2 separate regions of the Homo sapiens genome follow, and region 2 is linked to region 1. Evidence: chromatin loops called from intact Hi-C (ENCODE). Cell type or tissue: chondrocyte. All regions are shown on one strand. Links, peaks and the distances in the headings refer to the core of each region. The heading gives the core; the rest is flanking DNA.

The links. Peaks named below come from ENCODE experiments on the same cell type or tissue, not always from the same donor. Only the 100,000 strongest peaks of a DNase experiment are listed, where the experiment ranks them.
Region 2: it touches region 1 in a loop (3-fold over the local background); 27 of 110 quality-filtered maps call a loop at or near these places.

Annotation. Positions count from the first base shown.
Region 1 is chr2:157,506,414-157,515,093 of GRCh38, reverse strand. No RefSeq gene overlaps it. Among named protein-coding and RNA genes, the nearest start is that of CYTIP, 67 kb to the right of the region's middle. RefSeq lists an enhancer at 1-291. In chondrocyte, for the core only: CTCF peaks have their summits at 4,930 and 5,138 (motif pointing left); no DNase peak of the experiment used is centred there.
Region 2 is chr2:157,778,181-157,786,860 of GRCh38, reverse strand. ACVR1 (activin A receptor type 1) reads left to right here. Exons shown (of 11, transcript NM_001111067.4): 4 at 6,261-6,524; 5 at 8,519-8,680. Among named protein-coding and RNA genes, the nearest start is that of ACVR1, 94 kb to the left of the region's middle. In chondrocyte, for the core only: CTCF peaks have their summits at 1,713, 4,329 and 4,529; DNase peaks (open chromatin) are centred at 2,220 and 6,423.

The DNA.
Region 1 (8,680 bases), core at 405-8,404:
ATAAGGTAAGAGAAAGAAAGAAAAGAAATGCAGATTGGGGCTGGGTGTGATGGCTCATGCCTGTAATCCCAGAACTTTGGGAGGCCAACGCATGAGGATCACTTGAGGTCAGGAGTTAGAGACCAACTTGGGCACTATAGTGAGACCCTGTCTCTATAAACAATGTTGACAAAATAGCCAGGCATGGTGGCATGCACCTGTAGTCCCAGCTACTTGGGAGGCTGAGGTGGGAGGCTCACTTGAGCCCATGAGTTCAAGGCCACAGTGAGCTATAATCACATCACTGCACTCTAGCCTAGGCAACAGAGTGAGATCCTGTTTCTAAAAAAGAAAAAAAAAAGAAATAGAGATTGAAAAATAAGAAGTAAATGAGGTCAGGTGACATAATTGTGTATATTAAAAAATCCTAATGAATCTAATAAAAAGCTACTAGAATTAATACTTTAATTCAGTGAGGCCACAAGATATAAGATTGATATGAAAAATCAATTTAATATGAATGGAATTATACAGTATGTACTCTTGTTAAGTACATGCATTGCAAATATTTTCTTGCAGTTGGTAATTTGCCTTTTAGTAAGAGCAGAAATGTTATTTTATTTATTTTTATTTTATTATCTTTTTATTTCCATAGGTTTTTGCAGAGCAGGTGGTATTTGGTTACATGAGTAAGTTCTTTAGTGGTGATTTGTGAGATTTTGGTGCATCCATCACCCAAGCAGTATACATTGTACCCCAATTTGTAGTCTTTTATCCCTCACTCCCCAGCAGAAATTTTAAAATTTGATGAAGACCAATTTATTAATTTTTTTCTTTGTGGTTTTGTTTTGTTTTGTGCTCTATCCAAAAATCTTTGTCTACTTCAAAAATATGAAGAATCCTAGCCCATGTTTTTTTCTAGAAGTTTTACAGTTTTAGCTTTAACTTTTTATCCCTGATACATTTTGATTTAAGTTTTGTATATGGTGTGAGACAGAGGTCACATCCATATGGATGTCTCATTGCTCCGGTATCTGTTGTTGAAAAAAAATTCATATTTAAATATATTGGCACTTTTATCAAAGTTCGATTTGTCATGTGTTTGTTTCTATATTTCCTATCTGTTTCTTTTATCTGTATGTCTTTGCTGTGTCAGTTGCACACTGGATTATCCTCACTTTATAGTAAGTCTTGAAATGATGCAGTATAAGTCCTCCAACTTTGTTGTTCTATTTTGAAATTGTTTTGTGCTATCCTAAGTCTGTTAACTTCCATATAAATTTTGGAACCAGATTGTCATTTTTGACACACAAAAAAAAAACCCTGAGAGATTTTTATTGGGATTGCATTGATGTCATAGATCAATTTGGAGAGAATGATTTCCTTAAAAAATATTGAGTCTTCCAATCCATAAACATTTTATATTTCTCCATTTGTTTATATCTTCTTTAATTTATTTAAACAATATTTTGAAGGTTTTCTCCCCATCTATTTGTATTGCACTTATTTTGTTTAATTTCTCCCTGAGTATTGCCTGCTTTTAAGATAATATTGTTAAAGGTGTTTTTAAAATTTTCATTTTTCAATTTTTCCACTGTGGTAATGTTTGGAAATACAATTGATGTTACAAGATCAGTTCCCCCAGGGCTTAGGCTTCACCTTAACAACTTTCGTTTATCCACAATACTGGGAACTGTGGCTTAGACATACAAAGCAATTGGTAAATATATGTTTAATTTAATGAATTTATGCTTGAGGATTATTTTAGCTCAAAGTCTAAGTTCAATCAGTGAAGCATTAAAGTTTTAGTCCCCAGAAAAATAGAGATGCCATATATTCTTTGTAAACTTTAAAAATCTTGTGGCCGGGCGTGGTGGCTCACGCCTATAATCCCAGCACTTTGGGAGGCTGAGGCAGGCGGATCACTTGAGGTCAGAGGTTTGAGACCAGCCTGGTTAACATGGTGAATTCCAGTCTCTACTAAAAATAGAAAAATTAGCCTTCTACTTGTCAAAAAGGCACGAGTAATTTCTGCATGTATGGATTCTGCTGCATATATATTTTGACTAATAAGCCCCTGGAAAAAAAAGGGACACCTTCTCAGAAGTTGGCAGTGTTTTTCCTTTGCCTGATAGCATGTTATAGTGGACCTGGCTACTAGAGTCAATCTTCTGAGTCGAAAACTAGTTCTCTTACTTACTGATAGTTTTGTCCTGAGTTGTTCAGAATCTGAATGGTTTCTATCCTTTTCAATTTATTGAGTTGTTCTATGGTCCAGAATATGGCTTGTGTTGGTGTGTGTTCTGTGAGCACTCAAAAAGAATATGTATTTGTAGTTTTGTGTATAGTATTCTGTAAATATAAAGTCAAGTTGTTTGACAGCGTTGTTCAAATATTTTTATCCTGATTTCTAATTATTCTACCAATTATTGAAAGAAAGGTGTTGATATTCCCAACTATAATTATAGATTTGCTGATTTCTTCTTGCACTTTATCAGTTTTTATTTCTGGTATTTTGAAACTGTTTTTAGGTGCGTATGTATGCACACCTAGATTATTATGCCTTGTTGATGAATGAATTCCCTTATTATTATGAACTATCCCATTTTATGTTGGATAATATTCCTTGATCTGAAGCTACTTTATCTGATATTAATATAGCCACTGAAGCTTTGTTATGATTAGTATTTGCATGGTATATATTTTTCCATACTTTAATATATATGGGTCTTATATTTATAGTAGATTTCTTGTAGATCGTGTACAGTTGGGTCTTACATTTTTCTCTAGTCTGACAACTTTTCACTTTTAAAAATTAGCGTGTGCAAGGAACAGAAAACCACACACCGCATGTTCTCATTCAGAAGCAAGAGTTGAACAATGAGAACACATGGACACAGGGAGGGGAACGACACACACCGGCGCCTGTCATGGCTTGCGGGGCGAGGGCAGGGAGAGCATCAGGACAAATAGCTAATGCATGCGGGACTTAAAACCTAGATGATGGGTTGATAGGTACAGCAAACCACCATGGCACATGTATACCTATGTAACAAACCTGCACATTCTGCACATGTATCCCTGAAACTTAAAGAAAAATAAAAAAAAATTGGAGTGTACAGACCATTTATAGTTAACATAATTATCAACATAATTAATTTTAATTTTATTACCTTACTATTTTTTCCACTTTGCTCATCTCCTTTTTTTTTTACTTTTTCTTGTTTTTGATTAGTTCATTATTTTTAATATTCCAATTTATTTTCTCTATGACTTATTAGTGATTTTGCTTTTTTTTAGGGTGTGTTTTATGATTTACAATATACATTTTTAACTTATCATAATCTACCTTCAAAAACTGTTATGCCACATTACATATAATAACAATCTTACAAAGTATTTTTAGTTTTCTCCCTCCTGTCCTTTTTATTTTGGTTGTCATACATTTTATTTCTGTATCTATTTAAATTTCACAATGTAGCGATGTAATTTTTTGCTTTAAACAGTCCATTTTAAATAAATTACATTGAAAATATTTTTAATATGAACATTTTTTTCTCATATTTACTATAGCTGATGCTTGTAACTTCTTTGTATAGATCTGAGTTTGGACTGATATTACTTTTTTCAGTCAGAAGATTATTTTTAATATTCCTTATAGAGCATGAAATTCTCTCAGCTTTTTTTAGTTTAAAAATACCTTCATTTTTGAAGGATATTTTCAGTGGACATAGAATTCTAAGCAGTTTTGGGGATTTTCTGGCTTATTTTTGTCAGCACATTAAATACATTGTTTTATCTTCTAATTTGCATTGTTTCTGACAAGGTCAGGAGTAATTCTCTTTCTCTGTTTGTATTGTAACTTTTTTTTTTTTTGCCATCTTAAGATTTTTTTTTTTTCTGAAAAACCATCTTAAGATGGGTTTTCAGAAATGTTATTATAATGGGCTTAGGTGTGCTTTTTGTTTGTTTTTATCCTACTTTTGTTCCACTGAACTTCTTGGATTTGTGTGTTTATGGTTTTCATTAAATCTGCAAAATTTCTGTGCACCACTATGTCTTCAGAGTTGTTTTTCTATTCCATGCACTATTTCCTCTATTCTAGGGTGCTTCAAATACATGTATATCAGACAACTTGATATTGTTCCATAGGTAACTGAGGTTCTCATTTTTCTGCAGCTTCTTTTTTTCTCTGTACTTCAATTTGATTCATTTCTATTGCTTATTTATTAAAGTTTATTACTCCTTTATTTTGCATTTTAAAATCTCCTAATATACCCTTCCAGTGAAGTTTTCATTTTGGATACTGTATTTCTTAGCCCTAGAAGTATCACTTGTCTCTTTTATATAGCTTCCATTTGTTTACTATTTCTATATTTGCTTTAGTGCTTGACCATATTTATAATAGCTATTTTCAAATCTTTGTCTTTCTCTGAGTCTGTTTTTTTAAAACTGCCCTTTCATTTATGAATTATATTTTTTCTCTTTGCATACCCAGTAATTTATTATTAGACACTGGACATTGTAAAGGTTACATTATTGAGTATCTGGATCTTATTGCCATCCTTTCAGGAGAGTTGAAGTTTGATTTGGAAGGCATCTAAGAGCACTGAAGAATAGTTTGCTCCTTTTAAGTGTTGTTTTTAAGTTTTGTAAGGGAAGGTCTAGAGTAGCTTTAACGCTAGGACTAGTTTAATCTTACTACAAAGGTGTAATCCTCCTGGATTTCAACTGAATGCCCCAGGTTTCAGTAAATTCTCTACATTCTTCTTGGTCAGTACACAGACATCTCCCAAACTCTGTGTGAACTCTGGGGATTGTTCTTTTTACTGCTTCTCAAAAATTGTTCTTTGCTTTGTTTCATGAAGGTTCTCCTAAGTAGGTACTACGTAGCATTTAGAAAAAGACTCAAGGGTACCTCACTGCAGAGTTTCAAAGTTGCTTCCTTGTGAAGCTCCCTCTGGTTCTGCAAATACCAGTTATCTTAGACTTGTCAAACTTCAATATCTGTCTCCTTCACTTAGCAAGACTGCCATGTGATAGCTTAGCTTGGTTCAGCCTTTCTCCTCACAATCTTTCAAGAAGTGCCTCTAGGAAAAGAAAGACCCTGGGCAATAGTGGGGCTCGGTGTTTCCCTTATTTTAGGGATTATAATCCTATGCTGCCACCTGTTGTTAAATGCCTGAGTTTTATTTTATATGTGTATATATATAGTTATATATATATATTTCACACGTATTTCACACATATATTTCACACATATGTTATACATATATATATGTTTCATTCATATGTATATATCTTTTTTTTCTCCTGATTTTTAGCTGTTTATGGCAGGAGGGCAATTTTAGTACCAGATAGCCTGTCATGGATGGAAGCAGAAGTCCCTGTTTTAATTTGTAAGATTTTTAATGTGTTATATTTTGTTTATTCAATTACTGATTTAAAAGCTTATTTATTCTATGGACTAGGTCTTTTGAGACTGAATCAAGTCAAGTGCAACAGAGTAATAAATGCCTAAAATAAAATTTTGGACATGACCAATTTATTAAAATGTGTTCATATGACAGAGACAGACAGAGAAAGAGCATGAGAGGGAGAGAGATTAAAAGAGTTTCACAATCATTTATTCATATTGAGGGAACCCCTCAACATATAGTTCAAGGTGCTGAATGATAACAACTTTTCAGGGATGGACTACTTGTAAGCCGTTCATACGTCTACACAATTACCCCTGCAATGATCAATCTCACTGTAGGAATGGTTGGAATATAATATTTTTTATAGTGCCTATGTTCCTTGTATGTTTAAGGTTAGTTATCTAGGAAATTTGCAGTTTTTACAGATTATCATAGATTTTTATTCAGAATGAATGTAGGTAGTTATATATACTTTCAACATTTCTATTTTCTTTCTGATAGTTACATTTTCCCTCCCTCTGGCATGTTAGGGGCTGGAGGGGCAGATGCTTGATATGCCCCCAATGTGACACTGTGCCTCCTTTTCTTACTCCCACTTTTTCTTCTTTTTCTTTCCAGTTTTGTGTATTCTTCCATTTTCCAGTCTTGGTTACTCAAGAAGCAGTAGATAATGAGGACAGTAGTGCTTAGGGCTGGTTTAGAAGAGGAAGAGTTTTGCTTCATTACTTCCTCCTTCACATGGCTCGGTCACCTCTGAATTATGACTCATATAAATGTAGCATAAAGCTACATTCAGGCTCTTTTGAGGCTTCATGAAAGCAGAGCTTGTATATTGAAATTTGAGAAAGAACCACTCTTAGGGGCAGATCGACGCAATCACCAGTGGCTTTTAGTTCCATCATAATGTAGCTTCTTTCATGCCCACTCTAATGAAATAGGAATGCTGCATTACTGCAAACTGATTTCTGTTTCAGTTGAGAGAGCTTATTTAAGGGCAAGATGGAACAAAGAGAGAATGTGTGTTTGCTTAAGTATATGCAATTTGTATCTATTGGATTAGAAAAAAAATTTTAATTTAACCTTTTTTGTATTGATGTGACTTTTTTTCACCTGCTAATTTTTCTGAAGGAAACATCTGTAAAGTTGACCTTCAGCATTACAGAAAATAGGTCACTTTCCTAAAATATATTTTAAAAATACTCTTCTCAATGATACAGACCATAGAAATATCTATTTTTTCCTGGTCACTGATATTTTAAGAACTTGATGGGTTTGATCAACATTGAAAAAAAGTATACATACATTTACACTCATGAGATTTTACCTTCAATCTAAGATGTCTTTAAAGACCATCCATATACTTCATGTTAAGGCAATACTTTGGATTAAGGTGGAAGAGGAATGTATATTTTACTTGAGGCAGGGAACTGACATGTGGTAAGTATCTTTTTTTTTTTTTTTTTTTTTTTAACGAGGTGAGTCTTGCTATGTCACACAGGCTAGTCTCAGGTGAGTCTTGCTGTGTCACACAGGCTGGACTCAAACTCCTAGGATCAAGGGATCTGCAACCGTGCCCAGTTGAGCATCTCTTTCTTAATGTACATTATTTCATTTAACCTTTTTTGACATGGATTGTTTTATCCAAAAATGGCAGAAACAATATTTTTAGTCTCACGTGCTCTTCTAAAATACTACCACCTGAACTTATGGGTCCTGTGTTACTGTCTCAATAAAAAGAATGCTTCAGAAGTGCCATACATGACTTTAAAATATATAAATCTAAGGGGTACAAGTGCAGTTTTGTTACATGGATTTATTGTTTAGTGGTGAAGTCTGGGCTGTTAGTGTAACCGTCACCCAAATAATGTACATTGTACCCATTTAGTTATTTCTTATCCCTCACCCCTGCCTTTACCCTCCCACCCTTCTGAGTCTCCAGTGTCTATTATTCCACACTCTATGTCCATATACATGACTACTGAGGCTAATTCATAAAAGGCAGTACTTCTTCCTGGCTCACTACTTCTCTCACGTTCTTGGAAACCTGCCACCCATGTTGTTTGGAAGCCCAGGACACATAGACTTTATATGTAGGTGTTCTGGCCAACAGCCCCAGTAAGATCTCAGCCAACATCCAGTATCGACCATTAGACATGAGTGTGAACAAGCCTTCAGAGGATTTCAGGTCATAGCCTACAAGTTATCCACAGATATTAAGTCTACCCACTGAGGTCTCAAATATCATGGAGCAGAGACAAAATGTGAATTTAGCCTTCAGTTTTTGAAGTGCCCCTGCTAAGGCTGAGTTGAGCAGAGATGAGCAATCCACACAGAATACTCCTCAAATTGCAGGTTTCTGAGCAAAATAAGTGTCATGCTTTCAATTCATTAAGTTTTAGGGTGATTTTATTGGCAGCAGTAGATAGCTGGATCACATTTGGTTCCAGGAATTGAAGCGTAGCTAAAACTAAACCTAATACATGTGGCAATAGCTTTAGGGTCAGAGGCAGGTGGAAATGGGAAATGTCTTTAGGGGAGTGTTACTGAAAACTTAAAAGAGATCAAGGAAGCTATCAGAGGAAGCCTGGTGACCTTGAAAAGGCTGTTGGTGAGAACTTGAAGAAAAGAGAGGAAAATGTTTTTGGAAGCTGGAGGAAAGGGGACTCATGTAGTGGCAGAAAGCTTAGCAATAATGTCTCCTGCAGTAAAATGGAAAATAGGAAATATACCTATATTCTAGCTAAAGAGTTTTGCAGAAAGAGGGTTGAAAGTGCTTTGCCTTCTGTCTGCTTCCTAGCTGCCTGTAGTAAAATGCAAGGAAGAGAGATGAGCTAAAGAAAGCACTGTTATATATAAAGTCTCCAGGACTTGCTAGGTTGGAAAAGAAAACTGTTTCTCATTCCCAGCCTCTCCAGATGGCAAATGATGCTAAAATTAAGATGTGGCTTCTGAGCAGAGATCAAATCCAGGGTGCTGTCAGGAAAACATGGTCTAAAGATAAAACCTTTTGTTAAGGCCTCATAAAGTTTTGAGATAGTGTATTTTAGACCATTTTGAACAGAAAAAAGCCCACTAATGACCTTAAGGGGTGTTTCACAGACTACTTCCATATAACAATAGCGTTTCTCAAAATCTTAAGGGAAGCATTCTTAAAAAGAGCCAAAGTTAGAAAAAGTCTTATCTCTGTGGGATTTGGGCATGTGGCTTTTGTCTAATGGAGTGGATTATAAATTGATTCATAAGAAATCCACAAAGTGTTTAAAGGAATTTTAGCATCTAGT
Region 2 (8,680 bases), core at 484-8,483, 270 kb before region 1:
GGAGCAGGGGCAGCTTTTTCTCTACTAGGCAGCCAAGTCCTGCACTGACCCCTCCAAGCTGACGAGTTGCAGGTATGTGTTGTGTTTTGATGATTCTAATCACCATAGCCCAGAGTCCTCAAATCAACCATCCAGAGAAGGACCACCCACAGAGCCCAGCTGTTCTATTAATGTATTAAATAGTTCCTCATTTTTTTAAGGAACACTTGTATTTTACCTGTTCTTTTAACAAATTAACAAGCAAACAATAAACCTACCACACCACAAAATATTAATCTTCTATATTCGTGAGCCCAAGTAGGTGAACAGATGTGATGGTATGGCAAGCTCTTCTAGGAAGAAATGGTTTGCTCAGGCATGCCGGCTTGGTGACTAAGCCCTGCCTTAAGATCTGTGCTGACATTTAAAGACTTTATGGGCTCAGCCTGCTCTGAAAACCAGCATCAGGTCTCTTTCCACCTCTAAATCCTTTCTGTGAAGGGAAAATTCATTCTGAAGCAAATATTCGTCAGGCTTGCACTCCTGCCAACCACTGACGCTGTTGTGGGGTATGTAATGAACGGTGAGCAAAGTATTAATAGATGCAACTCACCCTCATGGTGCTTACAATCTATAGGAAAGGTGACATTCAACAGCCATGCAGACACAAGTATGGCTGTAGCTAAAGGGGGGTTCCTACTTTAAATCTGGGTGTGTGAACAAAGGCTTCTCTGAGGAAGTAACATGTAAGGTGAAATCTGCACAGTAGAAAGGCACTGACTAGGTGGAGAGGTGTTGACTGGAGGGAGATAAGCATTCAAAGTGGAAGGAATTCCATACTTAAAAGGACCTGAGATCCCTAAGCAGGAAGAAGAGGTCTTTTAAGAACTTCCAGTAACTGAAGAGGAAACTGAAGAGCATGCAAGGATCAGGTCAGCCAGCAGTTGTAGGCCAGGTTAATGACTGGTCTCTACTTTGAGTGTGATGGAAGCCCGAGAGAGTCAGGCTTGTGTATCTGAATGAATGGGAATGCCATTTCCTGAGGCAGGGAACATTGGCGGAAGAATACATCTGGAGTTCAAAATCATGGAAGTTTTTGTTGTTGATATTCAATTTATATGCAATCTTCTTTGAATGCCTCTATTTGCCCCCATAACTGCTGAAATACATTTTCTTCTTGGCTTTACAACAACTAGGTGTCAGTCTCTCGGATAAGGAAAAAAAATGATTTGAGTTCCCTAAATGAGTGTTTTATAATGAGAGATTATTTAGGCACTGGGTGTATTTTATCCCTGAATGTATAGCCTGTCCTCTTGTCAGAGGATCAAATGCCCCTCACTAGGCATTCCAGACGGACCTTTGTGTCTCTGTCTTAGGAGCTGGCTTGCTGGCAGTGATACCTAGCATTGCAAAATCCTTCTTAAAGCCTTTGTTTAATGCCAGAGATCTCAAATGCTTTCAATTCTGGAGAGGTGCCAAACTGTGCTCCCGGATTAGGAGACGATGGAAGGACTCCTATAATCTATAAACCTCATATAAGCTTGCCATTTCAAATGAATGAATTGTTTAGAGTGTTGGAAGGAGTCCAGGGATACTTGAGTTCCTTTTTTAGCTATACAAATTTTGAGCTATTGGACTTTTATAATTACAGTCTAATTTCTGCATTATGATTTGTACTACTTTGAGGTGAACTTGTAAAAAATTCAGCCTGTTCCTTTTGCTGCCCTCTAGGACAAATCATGGCCATGGGCCGGTTTGTTTACTTGTAGCATTTTCTTATTTGTCTTTTATGTCAAAGACATTAGTGGGAAATGTTGGTTTTTGTGCACCATTTAGAGTAATACTCAGTTTCAATGCCTTAAAGCATTGCAGAGTGCATGACTGGGCAGGCGTGAATAGGTAAGTCCACAGTGTTGTGATTGCTAAAGTCCCACTTAAACATAAATGTGAATACTTTTACCATGAAGTACAAGATTATACCAAATTGTGGACAGTTTTTAAAAGTCCACGATGTTCTTTGGTCTGCCTCTCTCTCTGCTAGTCCGGCATTAGACTCGGAGGAGGTGTGCCCAGGTGGTGAACTGAGGATCATACAGAGCAGGAAAAATCTTTTTAAAGAGCTGGCCATGGTGAACTCCTGGGATTCCCAGCCTGCACCGCTGGTTTGTGGAGCCAGCCCCGTATTCTCCCTGGCGGTTCCGAAGCAGTCCCTGTTTGTGGTCAGAACTCCCTGCTGTTCCCAGCCAGCCCAGGCTGCGAGTGTTTTCACACGGCTCTGGCTCTGGTGATACAAAGGGCACGCAGTGCCAGCCATAACACTGAGTAATGCCGGGAGGTGCCTTCTAGAACAAACAATGTGGGTGAGCTCTGCAGAGAGGGAATACCTCTGGCTTGACATTTAAATTACTGAATTATTCAAATGAATGTCAATTAGGTGGAGTAGACTTTCTGCCTTCTGCCAGGGCACTTCCTGGATATTCGCACAGGCAAGTGTAAAATACTTTACATCAGATACGGTGCTTCCTGTCAGTACTGTTGAAAATCAGTCACAGAATCTGATTATCTGTTCCTTGGTGTTCCTTGATGTGTACTGTATTTATATCACAGCCTGAAAGATTAGGAGTCCACACACCCATACCTGTGGCCCTGAAAGGGGTTTTGTGATCATTCTCGAACCCCACCCCCACTCCCACACCAAATAAAATATCACAGGCCCACACATGTTATGCTTATTCCTAAATTTGACAAGACTGAAAAAGTGAGTCATGGACATTTGGAGTCCCGCTGTCTTCCTTAGAATTGTGGATATTAAGATCCGAGAATGCTATTACTACCTTGCTTTAAACCTTCTTTGTTGACTTCATAATTCTAGTTCAGAAAATACTTCCATCTACTCCACTCTGTCAGATGAAATTGCCAAGGTGGCACGTAGCGAATGTGAGTGTGTGCATGCATGTGTGTGCACCTGTGTGGTCATCCTGTCATTCTTATGAATTTAGGGTCTTCATTTATATTTGGGTATATATAAAAAATAAATACATGATGAAGGACTTTGCTAATTAGTTATATGGGAATATACAAAGTAAGAAGATTGAACAGTGGATGAGGAACAGAATAGGAAAGAGAAGTTAGTGAAGGTTTTGTACTTCCCTGTTAGCTGTTAGACTCAGCTCAGGGTTCTTTCATATCAGAGATTGAGTTAATTATTACGTATCATTAACAGTTGTCTTTCCTTGCCTTTTTCCCCAGTTGTGGAGGGTAGGTTATGAAAACCCTGGTATTTCACATCTTACTGAAAAGAATCACCAACTTACAGGCAGTTAATCCCTGGTTGTCCACATACAACTACAGGAAGTATATAAAGAATTTAAGGAGAGTGCTTAATAAACAGATGAATCTCTTTGATTTAGTTTGTGACCCTGCAGGATTAAAGCCTAGGTACACCACAGAGTTAGGTATAATGAGTTAAATTTTACTGAAGGTGATATTTACTTGAGGCTGTCACGTCTGGCAAACTCTTTAGGTTATAGTCCAAACGTCTGCCAGGCTCCCTGCACAGCCTGTCAAAAACTAGAGACCTTGGAAAAGCAGTGCCCCTTCCTGCATCTGTGTACTTAGAATTTAGTTTGGGATGGAACTTTAAAAACAGTTTATTTTGAGAGCACATTAGAGAAATGATTGTTGTTGTTACTTTATTTTTTTAAAATTTGGCATTTTTAAATTACAAGCATGGGTGTCCTTAATCCTTTGGTTCCCTGGACTGTCCGTTTAGGACCATTTAGGACCAATGATGAGCAGGCTCTCTTCTAGTCTAGCGTTGCTGGTTTATTGTTATTCTTAGCAGCCCATACGTTCAGCGAGCTGAGTAAATCATACTCGTCAATTCATTGTCAGTCCATGAACAGCTCTCTCCTACTTTATTTTTATTTTGCTCCTTCATCCCAGTGCTAACCCCTTATCCCCAAACCAGTGTCAACAGGCACATACTCTTCAATGGGTTAGGTATATATCCTGGGGTATCTATGATCTTTTAAAAGTACTCGGGATGTTAAAATACATGTTTGTGTTTCAAATTTACATAAATTGCATTATTTCAGGTTTAAGCATAGTCTTTTCAATTCTCTGCCATAGATCACAAGCAAATTAGTCTGACACCATGAACTCTCCCCCTCACTCCACCCATCCACTTCCCTCCAAAGAATCATCACCTGTTGGGCAGCATAGTTGGCAGCCCTCAGCCTGCTTTGTGCCATTCAAGAGTGGCAAGCATGTCTAGACTCCCTGGAAATATTATCCTTCAGCTCTCTTTTGGCAAGTGTAAACTTTTTGCTGGATTATGTCAACAGATATACATGTTTCTCATCCTCATAGAAATAGATTGGTGCTGGAATTTCCTTCGGATTTCTCCAGGCAAGGAACATAAAGACTATCTCTTTGCTCATTAAAACTTTTGCTCATTAAGAATGTTTGAGGGCTCTTGATTCTCAGGGGTGAGACTGGTGACATACATAGACTGTCAGCGGCTATTTTGGATTTTCTGCTTTCAGGCATGTCTTTGCTCTTGGATGAGCCCCTTGTGGTTTTCAAAGGAACTAGCAAGTCAATTATAAATAGAAGGCTGTGTCTGTGTGTCTGCATGCACTTACTCTGTGGGACGAGGCACCCACATTACAGTGGGCAGTGAACTATTTTTCCACTTCTTTGAAGAGGGAAGAAGAAAGATTAAGAATGCTTTTCTCTTTTTGAGATAACCCACATCTCTACACACACCCACACAAATCTGTGTAAATGAACTTGACATTTTCAAAGACCTTACCTTAAGGTCTCCTCTGGAAAGCACAGCCACCCAACCTGTTATTTTAAGAAAGAAGCATTTATCTCCTAGACCCACTACTGAGGGTTCAGGGATTAGAAGGCAGCCTCTATGTGCCATAGACCTTTGGAGGGAGCTCTGAAAGCTGAATTTCCTAATATGAACAGTGCTTCGGCAAAAGTGGCCTCAGCTAACTAATCAGTGGCCTCTAGGACTTGGCTGTTTACATTTTATCCTCTGTTTCCTTCCCCACTAGTAGAAACTGTGGGACCAGCAAGTCTAAACTAATCATACTGACAAGGGAAGAGAAAAGAGTAATGTGAAAATGCAGATGCAAATAAGTATTCTCAGAAAGAGACAATTAAGCAGAGTGATTAGATGTGCTTCCCTGATCATCCGTTTCTGCCTCTTTCCATTGCACCTTGAACTCCCTAGGTGTGTATTCTTCCAGTGGTCCCACCTGTCACCTTACTGTTCAAACATTATTCGGTTCTCTTGGTCTCCTTGTGCCCTCATTCTCCATATTTGGCACCATTTTTTTCCTGCCAGCCAAAAATTCTTAAGCAGGTGTTAATTCCCACTATAATCTATGTAAACTTTAGTGTTACCACTAGTGAAAAAGTTAGTCTAGGCATCTAGCTGGAAATATTGGTACCATGGATTGTAATTATAGATTGTACAGCCTTGCAAACTCTTATTATATTACAGGTTGAACATCTCAAATCCCAAAACCTGATACTTGAACTGCTCTGGAATCCAAACCTTTTTTAGCATTGACCCAATGCTCAATAGAAATGCTCATTGGAGCATTTTGAATTCTGGATTTTTGGATTTGAGATGCTCAGCCAGGATAAATACAACTATTCCCCAATCCAGAAAAATTTTTAAATTTGAAACTTTTCTGGTCTCAAACATTTCGAGTAAGGGATACTCAGTTTGTAGTATATTTCTGCCATGTACCTGCAAGAATGTCAGCATTCCTTGTTTTACGAGTTGATGGGGATTTGTACAGAGCTAGCAAAAATTAGTATTAATAGCTGCCATATATTTAGGAGCTTTTTTTTTGGAATAGAATAAAGGTGATAAACATTATGTTCCAGTAAAACATTTTATTTTGATGCAGTAATTGGGATCTTAGAGCCAATCACGCTGAAGGTTATATGAACACCACAGGGGGAGAAGCTCATTTTCAGAAGTCTGTGGACAGATGATAGCCAGTCTTTGTCCTAATATGATCTAAAAGGGTGCACAGCTTATATAAATGAATCGCTATGTTGAGAGGCAATTATTATTTGTTGGTTGGTTAGGTGACAAGGTGACAGAATGTGGACCTCATGGTTGATGGTGATGCTTAGCTTGACTTTCTGTTGATAGAGGTGTTTGGAATGGTCATTCCCTCAATGAAGGTGAAACTCATACGGTAATTCCTCTTTTTTTTTTTTTTCCCCTTCCTTTCTCTCCTTTGCAGATGAGAAGCCCAAGGTCAACCCCAAACTCTACATGTGTGTGTGTGAAGGTCTCTCCTGCGGTAATGAGGACCACTGTGAAGGCCAGCAGTGCTTTTCCTCACTGAGCATCAACGATGGCTTCCACGTCTACCAGAAAGGCTGCTTCCAGGTTTATGAGCAGGGAAAGATGACCTGTAAGACCCCGCCGTCCCCTGGCCAAGCCGTGGAGTGCTGCCAAGGGGACTGGTGTAACAGGAACATCACGGCCCAGCTGCCCACTAAAGGTTCCCATGGACTTTTCTATTTCTAGATCAAGGGGTTTTGTTAGTGTTGTCCTGGGTCCGTGTGGGTTAAAGATCTAAGTAGCTATGAGGCATTCCACCTACATTTTGAATCAGAGGCGAAGAGCTACAAGGAAGGTCACCCTGGGTGAAGAAGAGAAAGGAACAGCCTTTTGGCATCTAAAAGAAGGATGGGCATTTTGGGGAATGTAAGCAAGGTGATGTCCATCTTGGGGACAGCTTAGCTGACCAGTTAGCTTTCTCTTGGTTGCTGTGACTCAGGTGAACAGCTCCCAATACCTTTTTATGTTACTGACCCATGATGTCATTCATAATTTCTGAAACAATTCTGCTAGTAAATACTCATCTCTGTGTCAAGTGTGTAGGGAGGAAAACAGAACGGACTGGTGACTGAGTGGAATGCCTTTCCTGTTTTATGAGGAAGGAGATAAAAGAAGGCTCACTGACCTCTTCTCCCATATCTGATGCCCAGTGACCCTATCACTGAAATTTGAAGCAGGATGAGATTTCGCACAAACCCTGTAGTTTTTGTGGAATCTTCTCTCTACCATCAGTACAGATTGCATATGCTAAGGAAACCAGTCCAGCTCTGAAACTGTTTCCCTATTAAATGAGCCCTAAATTGCAATCTTAAAGTCTCTGCAAACATTTATGTAAACTCATTCCAAGCCAAATTTATTCTCTTACCATATAGTACATTTTTAATAGGTTTAGTTATTTAATTTTGCACTCAGAAAAAAGAAACAAACCAAAAAGTGGAGGAGAGGTAACGACGAGCATCCAAAACTAGAAATGTCAGCCAGCAAGAAAGGAGGCAGAAGAACAAAAAAGCTGATGCAAGATCATGTTCTAGTAATTTTGAAGTTATGGTGATGACTTTAAGGCATATGGAAAAGGTTAAATTCTGACAAGCAAATAGGATTGAATAATCAAAGAGGGTTTTAAAGGAGATCAAGTATTTACATGGTTAAAACTAAAAGGGTCCTTGATGGAATAAAATTTACTGTTATACTTTGTGAGTTAAATTTTTATTAATTGGGTGGATGGACATAAACAAATGTCTGAATTCATACAAACATTATTATACCAACTGTGAAGTTTCTAATCTGCAGATCACTCTGCTAGACCTTGAGTTTTAATAGAAGATTTTTTTTTTTGAATTTAAGGACATTCTAATCTGATTAGCGTGGCCACAGTATTTATAATTCAGCGTTGCATTTTGTTAGTTTTACACTTTCTCATGCAAATGACATATGCCATGGAGTATGATGTATGCCAAGCTGTTGATTAGTTGGGCTTGGAAAGTTAAACAAATACGTAAAGGAAGTTAAGCTTGTGATTGGATGGCTGAAGAGACCAGTAATATGGAAATGGGTAAGGCCTCTGTAGGGAAGAACAGGGCCTGATGACATAATGTCATGGAGAGGTCTGAACCCAGGGAGTGAATCAGTGAATGAATGTCTGAATAAGCGAGTAAATGAAGAGAGGAATGAATGGGTTCCTAGGCAGAAATTGTGATGTAAAAAAATCAGTGAGAAACCAGCAGTAGACACCCAGGATATATTAAAGACAGAGACCACAGATGGGTAATTTGGTTTTAGCTCAGGTAGCCCTTTCTCTTAAGGATAGTACAGTGTCTGTAAGGGCTTGATGGCGAAACATACCAAATCCAAGTTAATGAGAGTAATATCAAAGATTTGTACAGTACTTTATATTTTAAAAGCACTCTCACATTCATACATTAATGCAATTGATTCTCAGTGGAATTTTTTCAAATTCTAGTTGTGTCTAATTGAATGATGGTTAAAATGTCTGGGCCATTGGCCAGGCATTAGGAAGTGTTTTAGTTTTAATACTTCGTGAGTTGTGAGACTGTGTGGTCAGGATCAGGAGCTACTTGTTAGGATATTGGTTATGCTAATAATAAGTAAGCAGTGATCCTTACAACTAATTCCCCCTTTTCCCTCCAACTCCAGGAAAATCCTTCCCTGGAACACAGAATTTCCACTTGGAGGTTGGCCTCATTATTCTCTCTGTAGTGTTCGCAGTATGTCTTTTAGCCTGCCTGCTGGGAGTTGCTCTCCGAAAATTTAAAAGGCGCAACCAAGAACGCCTCAATCCCCGAGACGTGGAGTATG